2 separate regions of the Homo sapiens genome follow, and region 2 is linked to region 1. Evidence: chromatin contacts called from ENCODE Hi-C or POLR2A ChIA-PET data. All regions are on one chromosome and are shown on one strand. Each heading gives the region's core, a stretch centred on a gene start or an enhancer-like site at or near the end of the contact. The rest is flanking DNA. Distances are from core to core; before and after follow the strand shown.

Evidence for each region. Hi-C counts contacts between places; a loop is a spot of excess contacts on that map. ChIA-PET counts read pairs that join two places held with the same protein, here RNA polymerase II (POLR2A). Pooled maps may share reads with other maps.
Region 2: a loop to region 1 is called in a map of K562, with 4 times the contacts of the local background. The contact joins two enhancer-like sites. A Hi-C loop is called at or near these places in 1 of 168 maps with a recorded cell type or tissue (K562) and 9 of 50 pooled maps. POLR2A ChIA-PET finds 5 or more read pairs at or near these places in 1 of 52 experiments (activated T-cell).

Annotation. Positions count from the first base shown.
Region 1 is chr1:52,002,563-52,007,947 of GRCh38, forward strand. No RefSeq gene overlaps it. Among named protein-coding and RNA genes, the nearest start is that of RAB3B, 15 kb to the left of the region's middle. RefSeq lists enhancers at 2,197-3,041, 4,675-4,969. Within about 2 kb of position 3,114, at least 2 of the 41 ENCODE cell types and tissues checked have a DNase peak (open chromatin) inside an H3K27ac peak, as active enhancers do.
Region 2 is chr1:51,567,356-51,572,394 of GRCh38, forward strand. The region is part of intron 2 of EPS15-AS1 (EPS15 antisense RNA 1); the gene reads left to right. It also overlaps a transcript of OSBPL9 not described here and the pseudogene CALR4P. Among named protein-coding and RNA genes, the nearest start is that of OSBPL9, 47 kb to the right of the region's middle. RefSeq lists enhancers at 1,903-1,952, 2,113-2,272. Within about 2 kb of position 2,581, at least 16 of the 41 ENCODE cell types and tissues checked have a DNase peak (open chromatin) inside an H3K27ac peak, as active enhancers do.

The sequences.
Region 1 (5,385 bases), core at 1,864-4,363:
AGGGAACTAGTGTTTGTTAAGCACCTGCTATATTCCGGGAACCTTCTGAGGTAACTTCCATATATTATCTCATGTCTCATCAACCATTCAACAGAAGAGAAAACTGAAACTCAGCAAGGTTAAATGACTTCTCCAGGTATTCGTGGATAATAAAGTACAAAACAGATCTAAATGGAAAAACTGGAAAAAAGTCAGTGATATTGATTGTACTACAGGATAAAATCCAACCTCCTTAGCAAATATGATTAAATTCTTTTATCTTCAACTTTATTTTCAACCAACTAATCCCCTTGGTCCTTGTGCTCTGGCCACACGGAATGACTTAGAGTTCTCAGAAATTGCTTTAAATCTCAGCATTTTTGCCCAAGCCTTTGTCTCTTTCTTAGGTGACTTCCTCAATACCCCTTCCTAATCTAGAAAATTCCTTCCTACACATCCTGTCATCCCATCCAACTTACTTGGAGATAATTTAATCACCCCTTCCTTTGTACTACTTTTGGACCTCAGACATTATATATATACATATATATTCAATAAATACTTGTGGGATGGCTATATATATTTATATATATATATATACATACACCACATGTATATAATACACACACACACACACACACCAGGTCCTATACACTAGGTTTTGTTTTTTCTTTCTTTCTTTTACAATATCCTTTTTTTTTTTTTAAGACAGAGTTTTGCTTTGTCACCCAGGCTGGAGTGCAGTGGCAAGACCTTGGCAGCCGGGCATGGTGGCTCACGCCTGTAATCCCAGCACTTTGGGAGTCTGAGGCGGGTGGATCATGAGGCCAGGAGATCGAGACCATCCTGGCTAACATGGTGAAACCCCATCTCTACTAAAAATACAAAAAAAATTAGCCAGGCGTGGTGGCGGGTGCCTGTAGTCCCAGCTACTCAGGAAGCTGAGGCAGGAGAATGGCGTGAACCTGGGAGGTGGATCTTGCAGTGAGCTGAGATCACGCCACTGCACTCCAGCCTGGGTGACTGAGCAAGACTCTGTCTCAAAAAAAAAAAAAAAGACCTTGGCTCACTGCAACCCCTCTGCCTCCAGCGTTCAAGTGATTCTCCTGCCTCAGCCTCCCAAGTAGCTGGGGTTATAGGTGCACACTGCCATGCCGAGCTAATTTTTGTATTTTTAGTAGAGACGGGGTTTCACCATGTTGGCCAGGCTGGTATCGAACTCCTGACCTCAGGTGATCCACCCGCCTCAGCTTCCCAAAGTGCTAGGATTACAGGTGTGAACCACCGAGCCTGGCCTCTTTCACAATATCTTCATGACATTCAATATACTAGGTTTTGAAGGCATATCAGTGAACAAGAAGACAGATAAAAGCGCCATCCCGATGGTGGATCTTACACTGAAAGTGTCTAGGCAACAAATGCTGATGGTTTAGACCATGGTAGTAATGATGGGGGTGAAAAGGAGTGAATTCATTTGCTAGGGCTGCCATAACTAAGTAACACAGACAGGGTAGCTTAAACAACAAAAATTTGTTTTCTAAGTCTGGAGGCTAGAAGTCTGAGAACATGATTGGTTTCTTCTGAGGCCTCTCTCCTTGGCTTGTAGATGGCCTACTTCTCCCTGTGTCTTCCAGTGGTCTTCCCTCCGTGTTCAACTATGTCCCAACCTCCTCTTCTGATAAGGATGCTTGTGCTATTGCATTAGGGCCCACCTATATGACTTCATTTTAACGTCATTACCTCTTTAAAGACCTCATCTCCAAATGCAGTCACATTCTGAAGTACTTGGATTAGGACTTTAAAATATGAATGGGGTGGCTGGGCATGGTGGCTATGCCTGTAATCCTAGCGTTTTGGGAGGCTGAGGTGGGTGGATCATCTGAGATCAGAAGTTCAAGACCAGCCTGGCCAACATGGTGAAACCCCATTTCTAATAAAAATACAAAAATTAGCTGGGCGTGGTGGCATGCACCTGTACTCCCAGCTACTCAGGAGGCTGAGGCATGAGAATTGCTTGAACCCGGGAGGCGGAGGTTGCAGTGAGCCAAGATTGCGCCACTGCACTCCAGCCTGGCCAACAGAGCGAGACTCTGTCTCAAAAAAATAATAATAATAAAATACGAATGGGGAATGGACACCATGTATAACAAGGAGTGATTTTTTTTTTTTTTTGAGATAGATTTTTGCTCTGTCACCCAGGCCAGAGTGCAATGGCGTTATCTCGGCACACTGCAAGCTCCGCCTCCCAGGTTCACGCCATTCTACTGCCTCAGCCTCCCGAGTGGCTGGGACTACAGGCGCCCACCACCACGCCCGGCTAATTTTTTGTATTTTTAGTAGAGACGGGGTTTCACCGTGTTAGCCAGGATAGTCTCGATCTCCTGACCTCGTGATCTGCCCTCCTCGGCCTCCCAAAGTGCTGGGATTACAGGCGTGAGCCACCGCGCCCGGCCTCACTTTTCAATATGTATACACTACACTTTAAATACGACAGAAATTTGATACCCAGATTATCCACTTAAAACTAATACATGCACAAGTCCTTGTTAATAGCTGGAAATTTTACATCATTTCGTTTCCCTTTGAACTTGTATTTCTTTCACTCCACCTGAGCCAGAAATTAAAAAATAATAAGTGCTGCATTTATTCACTCCAAGAAAAGTAAAAGCTAAGGCCCAGAATGTGGCAAGGCAAGGGTTAAAAAAGAAAAGAAGAAGGCAGGGCATGGTAGCTCACGCCTGTAATCCCAGCACTTTGGAAGGCCGAGGTGGGTGGATCATGAGGTCAGGAGATCGAGACCATTCTGGCCAACATGGTGAAACCCTGTCTCTACTAAAAATACAAAAACTTAGCTGAGTGTGGTGGTGTGTGCCTGTAATCCCAGCTACTCGGGAGGCTGAGGTGGGAGAATCCCTTGAACCAAGGAGTCAGAGGTTGCAGTGAGCCGAGATCATGCCATTGCACTCCAGTCTGGTGACAGAGCAAGATTCTGTCTCAAAAAAAAGAAAAAGAAAAGAAGAACAAGTTTTCCTCTGCTTAGCAGCTCACTTCAAGGACAGTTATAAGATAACACTCAGAAAAACCAAGGCCAAAGGAATGGGCTCCAGACACCACCCCCTCCCTCCAGAGCAAGGTTGACGGAAAAAAAAAGAGAGGAAGACAAATTCCTTTACTGTTACTCCTTTCCCTGGCTTCTTAAGCATGACTATGTTTTACAAATGTCTGTATTTAGCCAGTTCTTGTTTTTCTTTCGACGCAGCTACAAGGCCACCAGCTATGCAAGGCCACAAGTTATGCACTGTATGATTAACTGCCTTTGTTTTGCTTTTGTAAGCCTGCTTATAAAAACCCTGCTCTGTCTTTGTTCAAGGCTCAGGTTTTTGGATGTGAATCCACTGAGCTGGTGTGTACCTTAAAATAAATATCCTCCTGGTTTCCCATATCAGTCTCTCTGTTCCTCAGTTTACCGCAACACACCCACAGAATCTTAACCTAATTGTGGAGTCCGAATTAGGGAAAAGGCGTTAGGCTGGCGGAGCAGGGAAAAGCAAAAAGACAAGGCAGATAAGCCCTAAGTCTGCCTTTCTTCATGGTCCAGGACACATAGCCCTCCTGTGCAGATAACTCACATAATCCACAATCTTCCTGTGCCCACTTTGTAACCACCCAATGGGTTGACCTTGCCCGCTGCCTAGACAGAGCTTGTGGGGAAAAGCAAGAGAGATCAGATTGTTACTGTGTGTGTGTAGAAAGAAGTAGACATAGGAGACTCCATTTTGTTCTGTACTAAGAAAAATTCTTCTGCCTTGAGATTCTGTTAATCTATAACCTTACCCCCAACCCCGTGCTCTCTGAAACATGTGCTGTGTCAACTCAGAGTTGAATGGATTAAGGGCGGTGCAAGATGTGCTTTGTTAAACAGATGCTTAAGGCAGCATGCTCCTTAAGAGTCATCACCACTCCCTAATCTCAAGTACCCAGGGACACAAAAACTGCGGAAGCCCGCAGGGACCTCTGCCTAGGAAAGCCAGGTATTGTCCAAGGTTTCTCCCCATGTGATAGTCTGAAATATGGCCTCGTGGGAAGGGAAAGACCTGACCGTCCCCCAGCCCGACACCCGTAAAGGGTCTGTGCTGAGGAGGATTAGTAAAAGAGGAAGGAATGCCTCTTGCAGTTCAGACAAGAGGAAGGCATCTGTCTCCTGCCGGTCCCTGGGCAATGGAATGTCTCGGTATAAAACCCGATTGTATGCTCCATCTACTGAGATAGGGAAAAGCCGCCTTAGGGCTGGAGGTGGGACCTGCGGGCAGCAATACTGCTTTGTAAAGCATTGAGATGTTTATGTGTATGCATATCTAAAAGCACAGCACTTAATCCTTTACATTGTGTATGATGCAAAGACCTTTGTTCACGTGTTTGTCTGCTGACCCTCTCCCCACAATTGTCTTGTGACCCTGACACATCCCCCTCTTCGAGAAACACCCACGAATGATCAATAAATACTAAGGGAACTCAGAGGCTGGCGGGATCCTCCATATGCTGAACGCTGGTTCCCCGGGTCCCCTTATTTCTTTCTCTATACTTTGTCTCTGTGTCTTTTTCTTTCCTAAGTCTCTCGTTCCACCTTACGAGAAACACCCACAGGTGTGGAGGGGCAACCCACCCCTACAAGAGCTGATTTATCAAGAAAGGGGAATTGCAATAGAGAAAGAGTAATTCATGTACAGCCATCTGTACAGGAGACTGGAGTTTTATTATTACTCAAATCAGTCTCCCCAAGCATTCTGGGATCAGAATTTTTAAGGATAATTTGGAGGGTGGGGGAGGCCAGTGAGTTGGGACTGCTGATTGGCTTGGTTGGAGATGAAATCATAGGTGGTCAAAGCTGTCTTCTTTTGCTGAGTCAGTTCCTGGGTGGGGACCTCAAGACCAGATTAGCCATTTTATCGATCTGGGTGGTGCCAGCTGATCCATCAAGTGCAGGGTCTGCAAAATATCTCAAGCACTGATGTGAGGTTTTATAATAATGATGTTATCCCCAGGGGCAATTTGGGGAGGGTCAGAATCTTATAGCCTCCAGCTGCATGACTCCACCTAAACCATAATTTCTAATCCTTTGACTACTTTGTTAGTCCTACAAAGGCAGTCTAGTCCCCAAGGAAGAGGGGGTTTGTTTTGGAAAAGGGCTGTAATCGTCTTTGTTTCAAAGTTAAACTATAAACTAAGTTCCTCCAAAGTTAGTTCGGGCATACACCCAGGAATGAACAAGGACAGCTTGGAAGTTAGATGCAAGAGGGAGTTGGCTAGGTCAGATTCCTTTCACTGTCTCAGTTACAATTCTGCAATGGCAGTTTCAAAAATGTTAAAAACTTGGCCAGGCACGTGGCTCATACATATAATCCCAGT
Region 2 (5,039 bases), core at 1,331-3,830, 440 kb before region 1:
ATTTGAATCCCTGTTGAGTTGCTGATGAAATCCACCTACTATCCTCTAGCCAACCTAGGTGTCTCTAACTTGATGTTACTATGATAAACTGACTACCCATCCCCATTTCTAAGTCCAACACTCCCTCCCTCCCCCATCCTCTCCCATGTCTAGCAGTGGGGAACTGGGCTATGCCAAGCATTGTTCCACAGGAGGACCTCATATAACTTCTTAGGCTTTTGGATCAACTGCTCCTTGATGAAATCCTGCAATTTACAGCATTTCTCTAGATCTACTTTTTAACCTGTAAAATGGAGATGACAGTATTTAATTTATAAGATTTTGTAAGAATTAAATGAGATAACACATATAAAATGCATCTCCTTCCCCCTTGGCTGAGGACCAGCACACACTCACCCTGCACTTGATGGTCTTGTTCTCATGGTATTTCTCTCAGTAATGAGGGATGACCTGTACTTTGTTGTTGCCAAAGCCACAAATGTCAGGGCCTGGAAATTAAACCCCAAAGCATAATTTCACATAGCTTTAAGGCAGTTTGCCTGGTCTAAGGCCAAGACCCAAGACAAACACAGCATGTGTATTAATCAGAGTCCCAGCAGGATATAGATGGCACAATCAAATTTGGGATTATTTGAGAAGGATTTAATAAAAGGACTATTTACAAAGGTTGGGGCAGGACATTGTGAAAACATAAAGTATAGTGCTATGCTCAGGGCTAGCAACAATGGGGTTCTACCCCTAGGCCTAAAGGGGCTAGAAGGAGTGCTTGCCAGAGCCTGGAAGAAAGAATCCTGTGGAAAAGACAGGCAAGAGAGAAGCTGACTTTCAGTTGAGGAACACAACTCTCTTTTCCATCTCTGATCTCCCAGGGCTCCCATTGACCAAACCCAACCAGAAACCCCTTCTGTGTCAGGCATTTTATACCATGTCATTTAATTCTTACAAGTAGGTGTTACTATCCCCCACTTTTAGCTGGGAAAATTGTGGCTCAGAACAGTTAAGCAGGTTGCTCAAAGACAAACAGCTAGTAAGTAGCATTGTTGGTATTCAAACCCAAGGCTACCTAGAAACAGAGCCTGGGGCCCTTTATGCTTTGTAAAAACTCTAGAGGGAACTCTAGAGATCATCAGTGTCTCTGAGCCCAGAAAGCCTTATCTGCCAACAGTTGGGAATAGATTTAACATAATTTTCTTTTCTTTTCTTTTTTTTGAGACGGAGTCTCAGAGTCTCACTCTGTCACCCAGGCTGTCGCCCAGGCTGGAGTGTAGTGGTGCAACCTCAGCTCACTGCAACCTCTGCTTCCCAGGTTCAAGCAATTCTGCTGCCTCAGCCTCCTGAGTACCTGGAATTACAGGCTCCCGCCACCACACCTGGCTAATTTTTCTTTTTCTCGAGACGGAGTCTTGCTCTATCAGCCAGGCTAGAGTGCAGTGGTGCAATCTCGGCTCACTACAACCTCCATCTCCCAGGTTCAAGCAATTATCCTGCCTGGTATTACAGGTGCTAGCCACCATGCCTGGCTAATGTTTGTATTTTCAGTAGAGATGGGGTTTCACCATGTTGGCCAGGATGCTCTCGAACTCCTGACCTCAAGTGATCTACCCGCCTCAGCCCCCCGCCACCCAGAGTGCTGGAATTACAGGGGTGAGCCACTGCACCCAGCCTTAACTTAATTTTCAACCTTACCTCCCATGTTACCACTCTCACTATCCAAAACACACACGTGCTTAAGTAAGATCTGGACTGCCCCAAGGAGGCCTAGTTACATATTTAGGTTACAGATACAACACTCTGGACACATTTCAGATGCTAAAAAAAGGTCACTTCCTTGACCTCCTGTGCCTTTCTCTCACTGAGGCAGAGTACAATGCCTTATTGTAGTGTACCTGTGAGAGGGTCTACGTAGCTGATGACCTCCTTCTCCTCTTCTGAGAACTGGAAAATGTCTCCCTGTGCTATAGATTTCTTAATATGGTACCATGTGCCTCCCCACCTCTGTGGTTTACTTATATTAACATTCAGGTTTAGAGTTGCTTTTTTCAGGTCTTTGAAGAGTCCTGCCACATGGAGGCGGGGTGGAGTTATCATATTAGACATTTTCTGTTCCAAGTGAATCTGAGCGTTTTCAACAACTACAGTGGCTGTCATTAGGACCTAATGGAGCTGACAGTGACTGCTATCAGAGAGCTTACCAAACATGATGTGATACTTGGATCCTGAGTGCATATCCTCCTGGTTCAGGGTGGCAGGAAAGAGTTTTACATATCCGCCACCACAATACTTCCTTTGCTTGTGTTTTACTGAAAACTGAAACACCAAGGTCTCATTCTCATTGCTGAATGCTTCAACCTGGTTGAGAAGGCATAAAACTTGGCATGTTCACTGGTTTGGAGACCTAGAAGCAGAAAGCACAGAGTCTTCAGGCTTAAATACCCAAAAAGCAGCCAGAGAGATCCAGCACTTGACCTCACCAATCTCTGGTATTTTCTTCCATACCTGTGCTGAAAGCTTTGCACACATACTTTTATTCAAGCCTCAGAGCAACCCTGCAAAATGAGTATTATCTCCACTTTACAATCAGGAGGCTGAGTCATAAGGAGGTGAGTCACCTGCCTAGGGCCACATAGCTAGCAAGGAGCCAAGCTGGAATTTTAAGCCACGTTTGTCTGATTCTTTCTGCATACCATGCTACCTCTGATTTTCAAGAGATACTTGAAGACTGTTCTACAACTTTACAAAACAAAGGCCTGTTTTTCCGAGGCTCCCCTGGGTGACCAGAATGAGGTTCTACCATACAAAAATGCTGTGGTAGAAAGAGCCCCTGCACTTTCTGGACATCTTTCTACCATAGCCTCGTAGATCAAATAGTAATCACTGCTAACATTCACTGAACACTTACTCGTTACCAATGTGTTTCATTCACATATATTACTACTGTACTTAATCTTCATAATAACCCCATGAAGTGGGTTCTCCTAATTTCTCTGCTTTATCATGAAGCCATTGAGGCTATTTCACTTGTGCAGGATCACTCAACCAGTTCATTTAATTCTAGAGCCCCCATCTTCAACTATAAGACTTTACTTCCTCCTCCAGAGAGTATCAGGGTAATAATAGATCTCAGAGCCTTTCTAGTCTAACCACATTACTTTATAGATGAGCAGACCAAGCCCCAGGGAGGAAAGGTTACTTACTCAAGATGACAGAGTCACAAATGAAATCATGCCATACAAGCAAAGTCTCCTGGCCTCCAGGCTAGTGGTCTTTCTATTATTCCATGCTGCTGCCCAGCTTACTGGTTAGGGCTCTGTTAACTCTCTGAGTCTCAGTTTCATATCAGCAAAACGTGGAGAATTATTCCTATCTCATAGGATTCCTGGTGAAGGTCAAGTGAGTAAGAGATCTGAGAAGTACTTTGTAAACTGTCAACATAAAATGTAAGGGGCTATCATTATTCGTACTTGGTGAGGTTCCTTTTTTTTTTGGAGACGGAGTCTTGCTCTGTCGCCAGGCTGGAGTGCAGTGGCATAATCTCGGCTCACTGCAACCTCCGCCTCCCAGGTTCAAATGATTCTCCTGCCTCAGCCTCCCAAGTGGCTGGGATTATAGGTTCCCGCCACCACGCCCGGCTAATTTTGTATTTTTAGTAGAGATGGGGTTTCAGCATGTTGGCCAGGCTGGTCTCGAACTCCTGACAGGCGTGAGTCACCACACCCGGCTGGGTCCTTCCTTATGATCCCACAGCTCTCTGTACTTTCCTGGGTCACACTATGTTGAAACTAGGTTTATTTCAGTCTCTTTGAATAATTTTTAGCTTCTGAAGAACAGGTGCATCTTTATATTCCCTGAATCTGGAACAGGACCTGACATAGAAGAAAGACTCAATAAGTATGTGTTAAATTACACAGAAGAATCACAGGTCCTGATTCAGACATCTCAAGAGCACTTATTGTACACCAGGCTCTGTGGTAAACACTTTCATGTCTGACATTATGTTAGGAGTTGTCTACATTTTAAATAATATGCTTGGCCTGGCATGGTGGTTCATGCCTCTAATCCCAGTACTTTAGTATGTCAGGGCAGGAGGACTGCTTGAGGCCAGGAGTTTAAGACCAGCATGGGCAACATAATGAGACCTTGTCTTTGCAAAAAAAATTAAAAATTAGTTGGGGATGGTGGTACATGCCTGTAGTCCCAGCTACTCCAGAGGCTGAGGTGGGAGAAGCATTTGGGCCCAGGAGTTTGAGGCTGCAGTGAGCTACGATCACACCATTGCACTCCAGCCTGGGTGACAGAGCAAGACCCTGTCTTAATCAAAACAAAACAAAATTGAACAAAGTATGCTTACTTCCCCAAAGACCCCAAGAACAGCTAGAGTAACCAGGGAAGACTTCACGGAGGAGGGCGTGTGCACAAGGCAAAGAGCACCGAACCTGCAGGCAAGACCAAGTTTTGAGTCTCTATTCTGCCAAACCCTACTTCGTAGCTCAATTCCACCTGCCTTCTCTCTGAGCCTCTTTTGTAACCCAGGACTCTTCTAAAGAACTAGGAGGAATCCAATGAACCTGAGTGGGATACAATGTGAGGGACAACAACCAAGAAACCACACTGAGAGGAGATGAGTGGCTGAGCAGACTACCCTCACTGGCATCACCAAGGCACAGCTTCCCGTGGGTCACACCGTCTCCAATTTCTCTCTACTCTGGAAATGGTTTTCCCTTTAATACCGTTTAATACTCTGGGAACAGTTTTCCAGAGTGGATTTAAAATTTAAGATTCTCAAGCCAGTTCATAATTCTCTCCTTTAATCAATATGAAAATGAGATTCATAACAGTAGCCAGGAGGAAGAAGATAGGAAATCACTTCAGGGAAAGATCAATGAATTCTACTTAGCGGACAAAAGCTTTCTCAGACAAAAAACCCAATCCTGCAGAACTTGTGCTCAGAGCTCACCCTTCCTCCACAATGTTATTTGGCTCTTAACAAAAGCCCTGTCTAATGAGCATGGCAGGCAATGGTTATTATCTCCATCTAGTAT